Regions from separate parts of the Homo sapiens genome. Here region 1 is linked to region 2. Evidence: chromatin contacts called from ENCODE Hi-C or POLR2A ChIA-PET data. All regions are on one chromosome and are shown on one strand. The core of a region is the stretch at or near the end of the contact, and the rest is flanking DNA. Distances in the headings are between cores, read along the strand shown. Region 1 has its middle 96 kb from the start of CYSLTR2. Region 2 holds the start of ITM2B (integral membrane protein 2B).

What was found. Hi-C counts contacts between places; a loop is a spot of excess contacts on that map. ChIA-PET counts read pairs that join two places held with the same protein, here RNA polymerase II (POLR2A). Pooled maps may share reads with other maps.
Region 1: a loop to region 2 is called in a pooled map, with 4 times the contacts of the local background. The contact joins the enhancer-like site here to the promoter of ITM2B in region 2. A Hi-C loop is called at or near these places in 2 of 37 single-sample maps with no recorded cell type and 4 of 50 pooled maps. POLR2A ChIA-PET finds 5 or more read pairs at or near these places in 1 of 52 experiments (BJ).

Annotation. Positions count from the first base shown.
Region 1 is chr13:48,746,777-48,753,999 of GRCh38, reverse strand. No RefSeq gene overlaps it. Among named protein-coding and RNA genes, the nearest start is that of CYSLTR2, 96 kb to the right of the region's middle. RefSeq lists an enhancer at 3,427-4,626. Within about 2 kb of position 4,664, at least 18 of the 41 ENCODE cell types and tissues checked have a DNase peak (open chromatin) inside an H3K27ac peak, as active enhancers do.
Region 2 is chr13:48,228,003-48,235,012 of GRCh38, reverse strand. ITM2B (integral membrane protein 2B) reads right to left here and starts at 1,807. Exons shown (of 6, transcript NM_021999.5): 1 at 1,536-1,807. The coding sequence starts at 1,652. RefSeq lists an enhancer at 599-1,296 and silencers at 1,352-1,561, 1,572-1,931.

The DNA.
Region 1 (7,223 bases), core at 3,415-5,914, 520 kb before region 2:
GTCAATGTTATGAAACATTCTTTTAAAAGACTGGGGAATTTTCTAGATTAAAGAAGATTAAAGGAGACTAAAGATACATGACAATTAAATGCAACACAGTATTTGATCCCTGATTGAATTCTGGACTGGGGAAAAATCTATAAAAGGCATTATTAGGTCAGTGGAAAAATTTGAAACTGGCCTGCATAATAGTAGAATTGTATCAATGTTCAATTTCTGAGTGTGATGACTGCATTATTTTATGTAGGAGAATGTCCTTGTTTTAGGATATATATTTAATTATATATTTTATTATATGTATACATGTTGAAATATGGGATACCAAAGGCCAAGAAAATTTTTGAGAGAATAAAAAAGCAAATGTAGCAAAAGGTTAATAACATTGAATCTAGATGAAGTATATACATGTGTTCATTGTACCTTTCTGGCAACTTTTCTGTAAATTTGAAATGTTTCTCATAAAGAAGAGGCAAGAGCATGGAAAAATTAAAACTTTACCATTGTTACTGATGGTATAAATTGATACAACCATGTTAGAGAACAATTTGACAGCGTCTAGTACATTTCAAAGGTGTCTAATCCTGTAACCCACCAGGTCTACTCTTGAGACAGTTCTCAAAAGTGCACAAGTGGACATGTATAATTCTCTGTGGCATTGTTTCTACAGAGAAAAAATGGAGAATAACTAAATGTCTACCAACTACAAAATAGATAAAGAAAGCATTTACTACCATAAAGTGAATGAACTAGATCTATGTGTATCAATATTTTAAAATCTCAACAATAATACTGTTGAGTGAGGAAAAACAACGGAAGGATCAGTATAGTAGGATATCATCTCTATACTATTAAAATAGTTCAAAGCAATAACATATCTGTTTAGGAATGTATACATATGTAGTGAGTATTTTAAAATATTGGTGATGATAGGCTGGGTGCGGTGGCTCACACCTGTAATCCCAGCACTTAGGGAGGCCGAGGCAGGTGGATTACCTGAGGTCAGGAGTTCGAGACCAGCCTGGCAAACATGGTGAAACCCCATCTCTACTAAAAATACAAAAATTAGCCGGGCGTGGTGGCACACACTGTAGTCCCAGCTACTCGGGAGGCTGAAGCAGGAGAATTGCTTGAGCCCGGGAGACGGAGGTTGCAGTGAGCTCAGATCATGCCACTGCACTCCAGCCTGACTGACAGAGCAAGACTCTGTCTCAAAAAAAAAAAAAAAAAAATTGGGGATGGTAAACATCAAAATTCAATAGAGTGAAGAGAGAGAGAGAAATGTGATTGTGGGCCCCTCCCTACCCCCAACTGCAGGCATCAACTGTGCCTATGATTTACCCCTTTAAAAAAGAATCTGGGAACAATATAGCAAAATTTTCACATGTGACAAATCTGGGTGGAGAAGAACAGATTTTTGTGATATTATTCTCTCTGCTTCACTGTAAGCATAAAATATTGACAATATATATTTGAAATTTTTGGCAAGACAAGACCTGGAAATATGCATTTCACTTTAGTTTTACAGGAAGCATGCTCTAAAGTCAGGGGCTGCAGCTCTCAGCGGAGGCTGACTGCAGAAGGTATTTCTTGCAAAACAGCAAGAGCACTGCTGTGGTTTTGTGCCCAAGGAGGGCACTAAATTGACACTGTGAACATTGAGTTGACATGAAAATGCTACAGCTCTATAGTTTGAAAAATGTGTGCACCTGTATCTGCAAGGGACTTAAGACAGTGAATGCAAGCTCTAGCCTTGTAGCTGCACAGCTAAAGGAAAACAGCCCAAAAGTTCATTGTGAAAAAAAATAAAATGTGCTGTGGCCTGGTGTCCTCTTGGGAAGAACCCCTTGCTATTAGGTTGCTGCAAAAGTAATTGTGGGTTTTGCCATTAAAAGTAATGGCAAAACCACAATTAGAACCAGAGGAAGCACCAAGGCAGGGGCTGGAGGGACTGCTCCCCTGGTTCCTTGCTATAAACAGGGATCTTGAGTCAGGCACCCACAGGCTCTTGAGGAAACCCCACGGGTAATGTTTGAAGACTTCCTTTTATTTTCTATTTATTTATTTTTAAGAGACAGGGTCTCACTCTATTATCCAGGCTGGAGTGCAGTGCTGCAATCATGGCTCACTACAACCCCAAACTCCTGGGCTCAAGTGATCCTCCTGCCTTGGCCTCTCGAGCAACTAGAACTACAGGCCTGCCTAATTAAAAAAAAATTTCAGAGACCGTGTCTCGCTTTGTTGCCTAGGCTGGTCTCAAACTCCTGGCCTCAAGCGATCCTCCTGCCTCAGCCTCCCAAAGCACTGGGATCACGGGCAAGAGTCACCACGCCGGGCCAGGGCCGCAGACTTCCTTTTAATAGCCTCAGTAGTAGTGTGTCCCAGACTCTTGTCTAGCCTTGGAACATAGCTGCTCAGATTCTGACTCTAACTGGGAGTGCATAGAGCCTGCTCCTGCTTTTAAGCAGGAACTAATTTTATGGCCTAAGGTGTTGCACTGCGTAACCAGAGAGCAGACAGGGTATTTCAGAATCCATTCATTTGGTAAACATGAAATGGACCTCTCTTTCATTCCAGGCACTGGGCTGGACTGAGCAGCTAAAGGTGAACAAGAGTGAGTCCGGCCCTCAGGGAGCTCATAGTCTAGTGCTGAAGTCTGACAAATAGGTGAACAACAGTAAGAGAAGTGCTCCGTGCTGGCTTTTACAGAGTCCTCTGAGGGTGAAGAGAGCACATGGAACTCTGAGTGTGGCCGGTGTGGTTCTGCAAAGGAAGCAATGTCTGAGCTAAGTTTAAAAGGCATATCTGCCATGATAACACTGCCAAGAAGGCACGTGCCAGGCCTCAGAGTAAGAGAGAGTGTGGGGAACGCAGGGCCCTGCCCTTGAAAGAAGAAAGCTGGAGAAGAGAGATTCCCAAAGCTTTCAAGGCAAGGAGGACTGCATTTTATTAATAATAACCATGGGCTGAAGCCTGTTTAGGCTGGGAATTTCTATCTGTGGAGGCTTCTATCTTGGAATAGTGAAAGTCTTGGCTGGTACTCAGCCATGGAGGGCCCAGGGACGAATGCCTGTTTGATGGTGCTGTTTATCCTTTGGTCTCTTCTTGGTTCAGTGGAACCTCTCAGCTTCAGGAATGTTCAGCTCAACCCAGAAAGCTGCTTTTCTGCAGCTCTTTAGCTCACCAAGCGTCCAGTTGGGAGGAGTGAAGGCAAAAAGGAAGGAACATACCAGAGCACTCAGGAGTCCTGCCAAGCTCCTCGGATGTCCTTGTGATCGCTCCAATGTCAGACTGCTGAGGTCTGAATCCTGTCTCTGGATTCTAGCTATGTGCCTTTAGACAAATCATTTAATCTCTCTGAGCCTCAGTTTCCCTAGTTGTCAAGTGGGAATATTAATAATTCCTACCTCATGGGCTGATTTTAAGGACTAAATGAGATAAAGCCCGTAAGGTAGATAGCACAGTGCATATCAGGTACTTAATACATGTTAATTAACATTATTGTTATTAGTATGCCCATGTTTCTGATGCCTTTTTGAAAATCCATGTCCTTTCCATGCCTTTTCACTCTATCATCTGCATATTAGCACCAGATAGAGTCCATCAAGCTTTACTCTCTGCAGTTTGTATTATGAAAATAGGAGGTGTATTGAATGTTTCTTTTTTTATGCTCCCCTGTAGAGTCTGACACCGGTCTTACCCCCCGTGCAACCCACACAGGCAGTGATTGAGAAACCCGGTGGGGCAGTGAAGGCTTTTAAGCAGGAGAGACACACGACTAGATGAGGCTGCTCACAATATCACTTAATTATCTTGGGATCAAATTTATTACAAGCACCTAAAATGGTTTAGAAGCTTTTGTCTTCATTTGTCAACAGCCCTAATTCTTTTATTTCTGGGGAGATTACTCTTGGGCTTACTGGGTCTATTGTACTCCTCTGGGCATGGGGATGTGATATTTTACACGTTGTTGAATTAAGCCCTTGTCATTTCTGGGCTAACACTCCCCAGATGAGTCAGATGTTCGCTTCTCAGCGGTGTGGCCTCTGGTAGCGGCTCTGCCTTCAAAGGTCAGTTCGCTCTTTTCTCTGAGGGCCCCCGGCTCGGCTGCCACCTAATGGTGAGTTTTGTGATGAGTAAGAAATGACTCTTAAGAAACAGTTCGAATGCGCCCTTGGACATGAGACCCTCTGATGCTGTGAGTCATTCTGGATGACAGCGTGAGAGATATTACTCATCGTTGTGAAAGATGATTGTCTTAAGTGCTTCTGCTGGATGGGAATCTGCCTTTGAAAAACAATTCCATTTTATTTTCATCAAATCTAATAATTTTTTCTCTTCAAAATGGACTCTAGCAGAAGAACCTGGCATCGGGGGAGGAGAGGTGTATTGCTAATAGTCGCCCAGCCTTTGGAATGTGCTAAGGTCTATTTTAAGCACTTAGAATATCTCACTTAATCCTTATTTAAATCCTGAGGTAGGTAGTGCAATCATAACAAAATTAGTAAGTATTATCATTGTTGTGGTTGTTATTTTACGAATGAGAGAATTCAGCTTTGGGCTGGTCTAACAACACTTAGCTACTAAGTGGCAGAACTAGAATTGTAGCCCAGGCCTGTCTGACATCAGTAACTGTTCTTGAGCACACTGCTCCTGAATGATGCACGAGTCTGCACACCCGCTAGGTTCCAGCATGAGCTCATCCCACAAGGCATTTGTTGAGGCCCAGAATTGGGCACTGGTTATCAGCCATGACCTAGACACAGTCCCTTTCCTCCGGAGTGTACAGTCTAGTAGGAGAGAAAATAAAAGTAAACAAGCAATTGCAATAGAGCTTGATAAATCCTATAGTGAAGTGAACAGGAGGTGCTGAGGGACCACATATGTATAAATGGCCTACCCTGTAACCTTGAGGCAGGCAGACAGACTTCCCAAGGAAGGTCACCAAGGTAATTCCTATGGGATGAATGGGAATCAGGCAGGTCCAAGGAAGGAGGGGGTTAGAGCAGAGGGCAGGACATGTCCCACAGAACAAGCAGCAGGTGTGAGGGGCCAGAGGTCCCAGATGGGTGCTGAGTTCTGGGAAAACACTCTCATGACTGAATGGTGTCATGAAGGGACCATGGAGTTGACTCATTTGGCTGCTGACTTTTGCCCTCTATCCCTGGCAGGGCGCTGGCTATCCCATTTTGAAAAAAACACTGCTTTGCAGAGAAAAGGCTCTGAGAAGGAGGAGAGAAGACAGATTTTTTTTTTTATCATCCTTTCTGTGGCCTGAAACGGGCATATGACAGCTGTCCTGGGCCCTGGGGGGAAGCCTGGGTATGCAATCTGTTTTAGCTCCAGGCTCAGCCCTGCCTGGCCTGGTGAACTGGCCAGGGTGGCATGGTCAGGACATCGCAGCACCACATGTTAGATCCTGGTGCAATCTCAAAGCTAAAATTTCAGAGGATACATTGCATTTTCCTATTAAACATAACAGCAGAGAAGAAGGAAACCACTGTAATGGAACAGACTGAAGAGAAGGCTACCAGTTGTGTGCTTGCTAGTACCTTCCACAGGCGGTATGAAGGAATTAGGGGCTCTTCTCTAACCTCTATGACCTTGGGAGGGCCTCCTTTCCCTTTGCTTCTCTGAGACATTGCCCCTCTAATGGTCTTCAGTACAACTCTGTTAGTTGGGTGCTTAATGGGCAAAGCCATTTTACCAAAGGAGTAAACCATGAAGAAGGTAACTCACAGGGATGCAGCATATTTTTGTTAACTGGACTTGGCTTCATACCATGATTGGTCTATGGCCTGATCATTTTTGTTTCTTCTGTTCATTACCAGCCTAACAGGGTCACTTCACCTGGGCCCTTGGAGACACTTTGGACATTCTTGTTAGACTTTTCAGACCTAACCCTTTGGTTCAGGTTGAAATGATTGTTCCAGAGCTTCCTGAATCTCAGCCTGTTGTTTCTTCAGTATTCTGTTGTGCCTCTTAATCAAGTCTCCACTCCCAGGCTCTTTCTCTCCTCAGAAAAATTCTCCCTCAGTGATTGCATGCCTTTCTTTAGGTCTTTGTGACAAGTTAATACCACGGGAGTCTTCTAGTCTTGATGGCAGTGATGAGGACCATCTTGCAAGTCTAATACATGGGACATTGTTGTGGCACTTGCTATGGAAAGTGGAAGGACTTAGCACCAATTTTTCTATTCCCTGCCTGATGTGTAGCATTCTATTAAACCTCTTTCATAGTGTGGTAGTTACCACCTGTAATCCCAGCACCTTGGGAGGCCAAGGGGGGTGGATAACGAAGTCAGGAGTTCCAGACCAGCCTGACCAACATGATGAAACCCCATCTCTACTAAAAATACAAAAATTAGCTGGGCGTGGTGGCACGTGCCTGTAATCCCAGCTACTCAGGAGGCTGAGGAAGGAGAATTGCTTGAACCCGGGAGGCGGAGCTTGCAGTGAGAGGAGATTGCACCACTGCACTCCAGCCTGGCAACTGAGCTAGACTCCATCTCAAAAAAAAAAAAAAAAAATGTAAGAACCTGGACTCCAGTCCTACCATTGGCTAATCTGAATAATATTAGATAATTTATCTCACATCCTTGTGCCTCATTTTCTTCATGTATAAAACGGCATCATGATAATAATTAGTTCATGGGATTGTCCTCAGGGTTAATGGGTTGGCACCTGTACAGCACTGAGACCTGTGACTGGCCCAGAGCAAGTACTATCGAGCATTTGCTTTCTTTGGTCAGCAGCTGTTCTCTTTGCAGACCACTTCCTGTGGTCCCCCTAACCATGATCAAATCACCATTCATTTCTCCCATGTCTTATTTAGATAAGATTTGCTTCAGAAATGAATTGCCAAGACATTCACAATGTTCATTTGGGAAGTGGCATTTCTTCACAGTGACTTCCCCAAGACTTGAGAAAGCCCATATGGAGTAGGAAAGACTCTGGATACACCAGATCCCAGCTCATTCCTTTTACTCAACAAAATCACAGCTTTTTCCTACTGCCTCATTCCAAAAGCCCAGCTGTGGAATGTTCTGGCTGCTGTGCCCATTTCTTCCTCTAATATTAGTTCTGAATTCTCTCGAGTAGGCTCAAGTAATAGGTATAGTAAATTTATTTTCAATAACTTTCCATTAAAATTTGTAATGTATGCTTATGGAGATCAATGTTCTATTGCGTGCTATTTTATACTTTTTAGTCTTGGAGTCTGCTCCA
Region 2 (7,010 bases), core at 558-3,057:
TGATAGCATTAAGACTACATATATTTGAGACTGTTGTGACTGGATACTTGACTCTCAATCTATTTTAGGTACAACGAATGTTAGATAAACAAAGAGCTAACATAATAATTTGCTACTGCAATTTTCATCTGTGCATTCCAAACATTTTCTTTAAAGACCAAGATTGTTTGCAATGGCTTCAGGAAAACAATACCAATACGAAAACCAAAACCTTTAATCCTTTTAGGGAATCAGTTCACTGTTCCTATTTCAAGGCAAGGCAAGTCATTTAGAAATCAACCTCTGACGTGTCTGTTTTTATCAGAACATTTCCAGAAAGTAAGATTACCATTATATTCTGAAGATAGATTATATTCAGAATATAATAAATTATAATATGATGTCTAGATTACCATTATATTGTGAATTTTTTACAGTATATTAGTGGCCTGTTTTTCAGCAATAATTTTCATTCGTCCATATAAAAACTCCCATTATTCATACGTGGCACACCAATTTTTTTAAGTTAAAACTAAATTTACCCTACTGATAATAGGTCTTGAAAAATGCTAACAACAACAAAAAATAAGATAAGCAACATAACTTTACAGTTAATTTCTAATTTTTGCAGCCTAAAAAGGGTCTGGGTAAGAGGCTGTGGGCTTTTTTAACTTATGAGACAATTACACTCATATTTAAGTAAATATGATCGTAACCTACTAAAAGTCAACACAGTAACAGCCCCACTTCATGAATTTTCCTAGGATTAAAGGGAGATTTTGTAAAATAAAGGAGAATTTTATTAGGGACCCGGGGGCAAATTTCTCATGTTTAGTTTCACGCAGCAGGAGTCCTCACAAAGACGCTGATACAATTTAAATGCCAACAATTGGTTTTTCACTAACATCCACATAGTCATTACTGGCCTTTACTAGTAATGGTAAGAGACAGCCCAAACCTACTTCGGGCGGACTGTCCCTTCGTCCCCTCTCCAGGTGAAGTTCACCTGCCACTACCGAAGGGCCGTGGAAAAAGGAGGTAAAGAAACGCTTTTAAAATTAAGACGCTTACAGTTGCTGGACTTAGTCCAAGTGCTGTTCAAGCCTAGAAACGAAAGTGGGAAACAACAGAGGTTTAGGCTTGTAATGATGTCAGCCATTTTAGGTACATTATTTATACTGGGAAGGAAGTGCCAAACTCGGTTGTTGTTGTTGTGCCTGTCGCTGCCGGTCCCCAGATCGAACAAGCCAAGTCCTGGCTGCACGCACGCTCCCCGGACTGCACAAACGACCGGGAATTCGGCACAATTAGCCAATCGTTCCCTCTCCAGGCCTCCCAAGCCCCCGACCCCGCGTCAGGCACCGCTTCCAGCACACGCACTTCCTTACAAAGGAGCTGCGGACCCACAGGAAACGGGAGCGCCGGGCTCTCTCGGGGACTTGTCCCCGCGGCGCGAGCCCCGCGCCCGCCACCTCGGGGCGCACTGCCGCTGCAGTCCGCGCAGCCCTCCCCGGCCGGGCCCAGCACCCGCTTCCTCGACCTCCCCGGGCTCGGACCTTGCAGTCCACCGCGACGGCGTCGGGGGGGATGATGAGCGCCTCCTCGCCGCTCTTGGGCTCGTCCTTCTTGGCCTCCTTCTGGGCCAGAGCGGAGTTGAACGTCACCTTCACCATGGCGCGGCCTGGGGCGCCCTCGAAGGGCGGCGGCGGGCTCGGGGCGCGGGCTGCGGGCTCCCGGCTGCGATTGCAGCCTCTACGGCCGGGCTCCGGGAGCGGCTCCGGGCGGCTGAAGAGGTTCGGGAAGCTCCGCGGCGGCAGAGGCGGCTACTGCGGTAGGGATCTCGCAGCCTCCCAGCTCCCGCGCGAGGGCGGAGACTGCTCGCACATCCCCTGGGAGGCGGGGCGGGGGCGGGGGCGGGGCCAGCGGCCGGGGGTGGGGTGCTGCGCGGGACCCTGCCCTCGCCCCGCAGCTGGGCGCCGGATCCCGGCGCGCCTCGGAGAGGGATGGGTGTCCCTCTGGGCCGCCTGGAATTTCCAGTTCTGAATTCGCTCCCAACCAGGTTACCTCCAGGCCGAGTGCTGCAGGTTTGTAGCGAAATCGAGTGAACTTTCCTGAGTTCGCCGGGTACAAGGGACTAACCTTTGGCAGCACCAGACCGCCGCTTCCCTGTACCCTGTCCCCACCGCGAGCCTAAAGGCCATGGAATTTTTGTGCATCCACATCTTCATTTTCTCACTTATTAGGTAACCGACTCAGTGGAGCACAAACATGTTTAAAGCTCTCTGTCCTTGAGATCTGACTTTATCTTTCACGGACCTCACCCAAGGGCGTTTACCTGGCTCAGACCTGCCTGGTCTTCCTTCCCTCTCTCAGGAGGTCAGGGCCTGTTCTGCCTAGTCCCAGACCAATGTGGAGGAAGCTCTTGGCAGATTTGTATTTCAAACATCTCACACTCGTAAAACGAAATGTTCCACTCTTGTGCGTACTTGGAAAAAAACCACATGCACACTTGGCTGATTTGTGACTCAAAGTACTCGATGACGAGTCCCTTTATTTTTCTGCAAAATGAAAAAATAATTAAGGATAACGCAAAATTCTCATGTTTTGAAGACGTTTCATTTACAACTAATGCGAGGTAGAATACTGGCTCCCGTCGTTACTGCGTTCATTACTGTGTCAACAGACGGCCCCCTTGGACAAATGTGTTATCTTGTATCCTTCCACCCCATTCTGTCCTGGTTCATCCAGAGTTGTGGGTGTGCTCTAGAATGTTACAGCTGTGTCAGCTCTGCCTTGGGCCAACCCTGAAAAAAGTGGGTTCAGTCTGAGATCTTTGGGGATTTGGCCCTGCTCAAGGAGGGAGTTGGGTATTTCCATAGAATGTCAGATCATAAGTCCCAGGGAAACAGCCCAAGATCTCCAAATCCTTCTGTTCATGTATTTCAGAAGCATCCTGGGCTGAGATAGAAACCCAGGCCAGACTTTGAGTTTGCTTTGGGTATTCAGAAATTCCTGTCAAAATGAAATCTGCTCAACCAAGAGGAGGATGAGTTAGGTTCCAGTTCTGGTGAGTTTTAACAGTAGCTAACCATACTTGCAGCAACTTATTTAAACTCCTGGGTCGCCCTTGTGCAGGCATCGGCTCTGTGAGGTTGACTCTATGGACTGGACTTTCATAGTATCTAATGTTATCTAATTCCTCAAAGTCAACGACTGCTTCCAGCTCCCTAGTTTAATAGGTTCCCTGAGACATTACAGTTGAAGACTAAGTATTTCTGGAAGCAAGATCTGGAGGATTATAAATAATTATATGTACATCCTTCCTACTTCGTTCTGTGTTAAAATAAGATGGTAGAAAAATACTCAAGGCATTTTGCAGTAGATGATAGAGAAGAATCTGGCTGTCATTATACTCCGGGGGGAAAAAAGGAATTACAGAAGAAAATAAAACAAAATTCTTCGTGAACAACACTACTGAACAGACTAGGAAGCTGAGGCAAAGGATGAACAAATGAGGTTGACAAAACTAGAAATCCTCCCCGCCCCAGGATTTCTATTTTGAAAGACTCATGAATAAAAGACCATTCATTATTTTGTGTACTTGCAGTGAGCAACAGTTTAAAATCAGTTGGCAACCGGTCTGGGAATAATCTCCTGGTTTTTTTTCTCCATTTTATCTCATGTGTCTACAGAACTGTGTAGTGCACAACAGCAGGGATAATAAAGACGCTGGAGCAAGACCAAACATAGCAAATCCAGTCTTGTGATTTAGAAAAGGTTGCCCGTTGACCCTGAAAACTTAGGAGCCAGGGAGGAGGAGAGTCCATGACTCAACAAAAGAAAGTTAAAAACATAGTTATAAGTTACTATTAACTACCAAATGTAAAGGGAGTCTTAGAGGACCTTTGTTTTCCTTTTTGACGTTGAGTTTGAGAGAGCAAGATGAATCTGATTCCAGCTCTGCATATCACCAGCAACCATGTTTGTTTTTATGCTTACCAAAGGAGGGAGGAAAAAATGGAAGTGGGGAACTGAATTCTAAAATATTTTAATAGATTTGCATTATGTGCTTCAACAGGGATTTTTTTTTTCTTTTTAGGTTCTTTACATCTCTATTCTGTCTGTTCTTTCTCAAGGAAACAATTCCTTATTCAGAGAAATTTCTTGTGGTTTTACAGAATGATTGGAAAACTTTATTTTATTTTATTTTTCACAAGTATAGGGTCCTTGGTGAAACAACGTCACTGAATAAGCCCTTTGAAATGTGCTCCTGTTGCCTCTTCTCTTAACCCAATGTGTGAGTTTAGCTGGTCATCTTGTGGCTTTGTCTGAACTTTCATAAAAGAAGTGTTTCTTCTAGGTGAGAGCTTTGAAGGCTTTGACTGACCTCTTCAGAGACTTAAGCACTGTTTATTTTTCTTACCGACTTCCTATTTCAATATTATATATGCTTTTCAATTATTTTAATTTATTTTATATAAATTATTTTCATGTAATTTTAAAATAATTTATCATTATTTTCCTTGAACTAGCAGATGCATTTTTTTTTCTTTTTCAAATCTTGGGCTCTATAATATCCCGAGACCCTTTAGGAATTATCCTAATAACAAATGCAGATCTCTTTTGATTTGACTGGCTGTGGCACTTGGGATTTTTGTTTTGCTTTGTGAAAAGACTGGATATGCTCTGCACTGATGAAAGAGAGGGAGAAGCTGGGTGAGGTGGCTCATGCCTGTAATCCCAGCACTTTGGGAGGCCGAGGCAGGGAGATCACCTGAGGTCGGGTGTTCCAGACCAGCCTGACCAAAATGGAGAAACCCCGACTCTACTAAAAATGCAAAAAATTGACCGGGCGCGGTGGCTCACGCCTGCAATCCCAGCACTTTAGGAGGCCGAGGCGGGCGGATGACGAGGTCAGGAGATCGAGACCATCCTGGCTAACACGGTGAAACCCCGTCTCTACTAAAAAAAAAAAAAAAATACAAAAAATCAGCCGGGTGTGGTGGCGGGCGCCTGTAGTCCCAGCCACTCGTGAGGCTGAGGCAGGAGAATGGCGTGAACCCGGGAGGCGGAGCTTGCAGTGAGCCGAGATCACGCCACTGCATTCCAGTCTGGGCAACAGAGCCAGAATTCGTCTCAAAAAAAAGAAAAAAAAAATACAAAAATACAAAAAATTAGCCGGGCATGGTGGCACATGCCTGTAATTCCAGCTACTCGGAAGGCTGAGGTAGGAGAATTGCTTGAATCCAGGGGGCAGAGGTTTCGGTGAGCCGAGATTGCGCCATTGCACTCCAGCCTGGACAACAAGAGCGAAACTCTGTCTCAAAAAAAAAAAAAAAAAAAAAAAAAAAAAAAAAAAAAGAGAGAGAGAGAGAGAGAAAGGGAGGAAAAAGATGGAAAAGATGAGAAACACAAACCATAGAAAGAGTGAAATCAAAAGATGGGAAGACAAGCCACAGACTAGGAGAAAATATTTGCAAAACATGTATCTGATGAAAGACTTGAATCCAAAATACACAAATAACTCTTTAAACTCAACAATAACAAAACAAACCACCTCATTAAAAAATAGGCCACCAAGCTAAGTGCAGTGTCACAAGCCTATAGTCCCAGCTACTCAGGAAGCTGAGGCCAGAGGATTGCTTGAGTCCAGGAGTTCAAGGTTGCAGTGCGTTATGATCGTACCTATGAATAGTCACTGCACTCCAGCCTGGGCAATATAACAAGACCCCGTTTCTATTTTAAAAAATTATTTTTCTTAACAGGGTGTAGTGGTGCATGCTATATAGTTCCAGCTACTTGGGAGGCTGAAGCAGGAAGATCACTTGAGCACAGGAGTCCCTAAAAATAAACAAACAAATAAATAAATACAAATCAAAATTAAATAAAACAAAAAATCCAGTTCCCTAGTTGCAATAACCACATTTTAAAAAAATGGGCAAACAATCTGAAGAGACCCCTTACCAAAGAACATACACAGATGGCAATTAAGCATATGAAAAGATACTCCACATCTATCTTTACCTGTATCATTAGGGAATTGCAAATTAAAACTACAATGAAATACCCTGAACACTTATTAAAATGGCCAAAATCGGCAACAGCGACCACAACAATTACTGATGAGGATGCTGGGCAACAGGAACGCTCATTCATCACTGATGGAAATGGAAAATGGTACAGCCGCAGTTTCTTACAAAACTAAACACACTCTTACCATAATATCCAACAATTATGCTCCTTGGTATTTACCCCAAGGAGTTGAAAACTTATGTCCACCAAAAAACGCTGCATATGTATGTTTATAGCTGCTTTATTCATTATTACCAAAATGTTAAAGCGACCAAGATATCCTTCAGTAGATGAGTGGATAAACTGTGGTACATCCAGATAATGAAATATTATTCAGCACTGAGAAGAAATGAACCATCAAACCATAAAGACATGGAGGAAATGTAAAGACATATTATTAAGTCAAAGAAGCCAGTCTGAAAAGGCTACATACTGTATAATTCCAACTATATGACATTTTAGAAAAGGCATAACTATAGAAACAGTAAAAAGATCACTGGTTACCACTAATCAGTAAAACGATCAGCGTTAGTGGCAAGGGAGGAAGGGATGAATAGGAGGAGCAGGGAGGATTTTTAGGACAGTGAAACTGTTCTGCATGATACTACAATGGTGGATAGATACTACAATGCCATTATCCATTTGTCAAAATCCATAGAATGTATCAATGTAGGTTCATTGATTTAACAAGTGTATGAGCCTGGTGGGGGCTGTAGACAGTGGGGGAGGTTGTATGTGTGTGGAGACAGGGGGTATATGGAAACTCTCTATACTTTCTTGCTCAATTTTGCTGGGAACCTAAAAGTGCTCAAAACATAATGTTTATTAAAATGAAAGAGAGAGAAATGCACAAAGGTTGGTGGTTGAATGGATAGAACCCACTCAGAGGACTCAGACCCTTGTCTTGTCTGAACCTCACCATGCTTCATATTTTCACTGGTAATACTCTGCAAATAAAC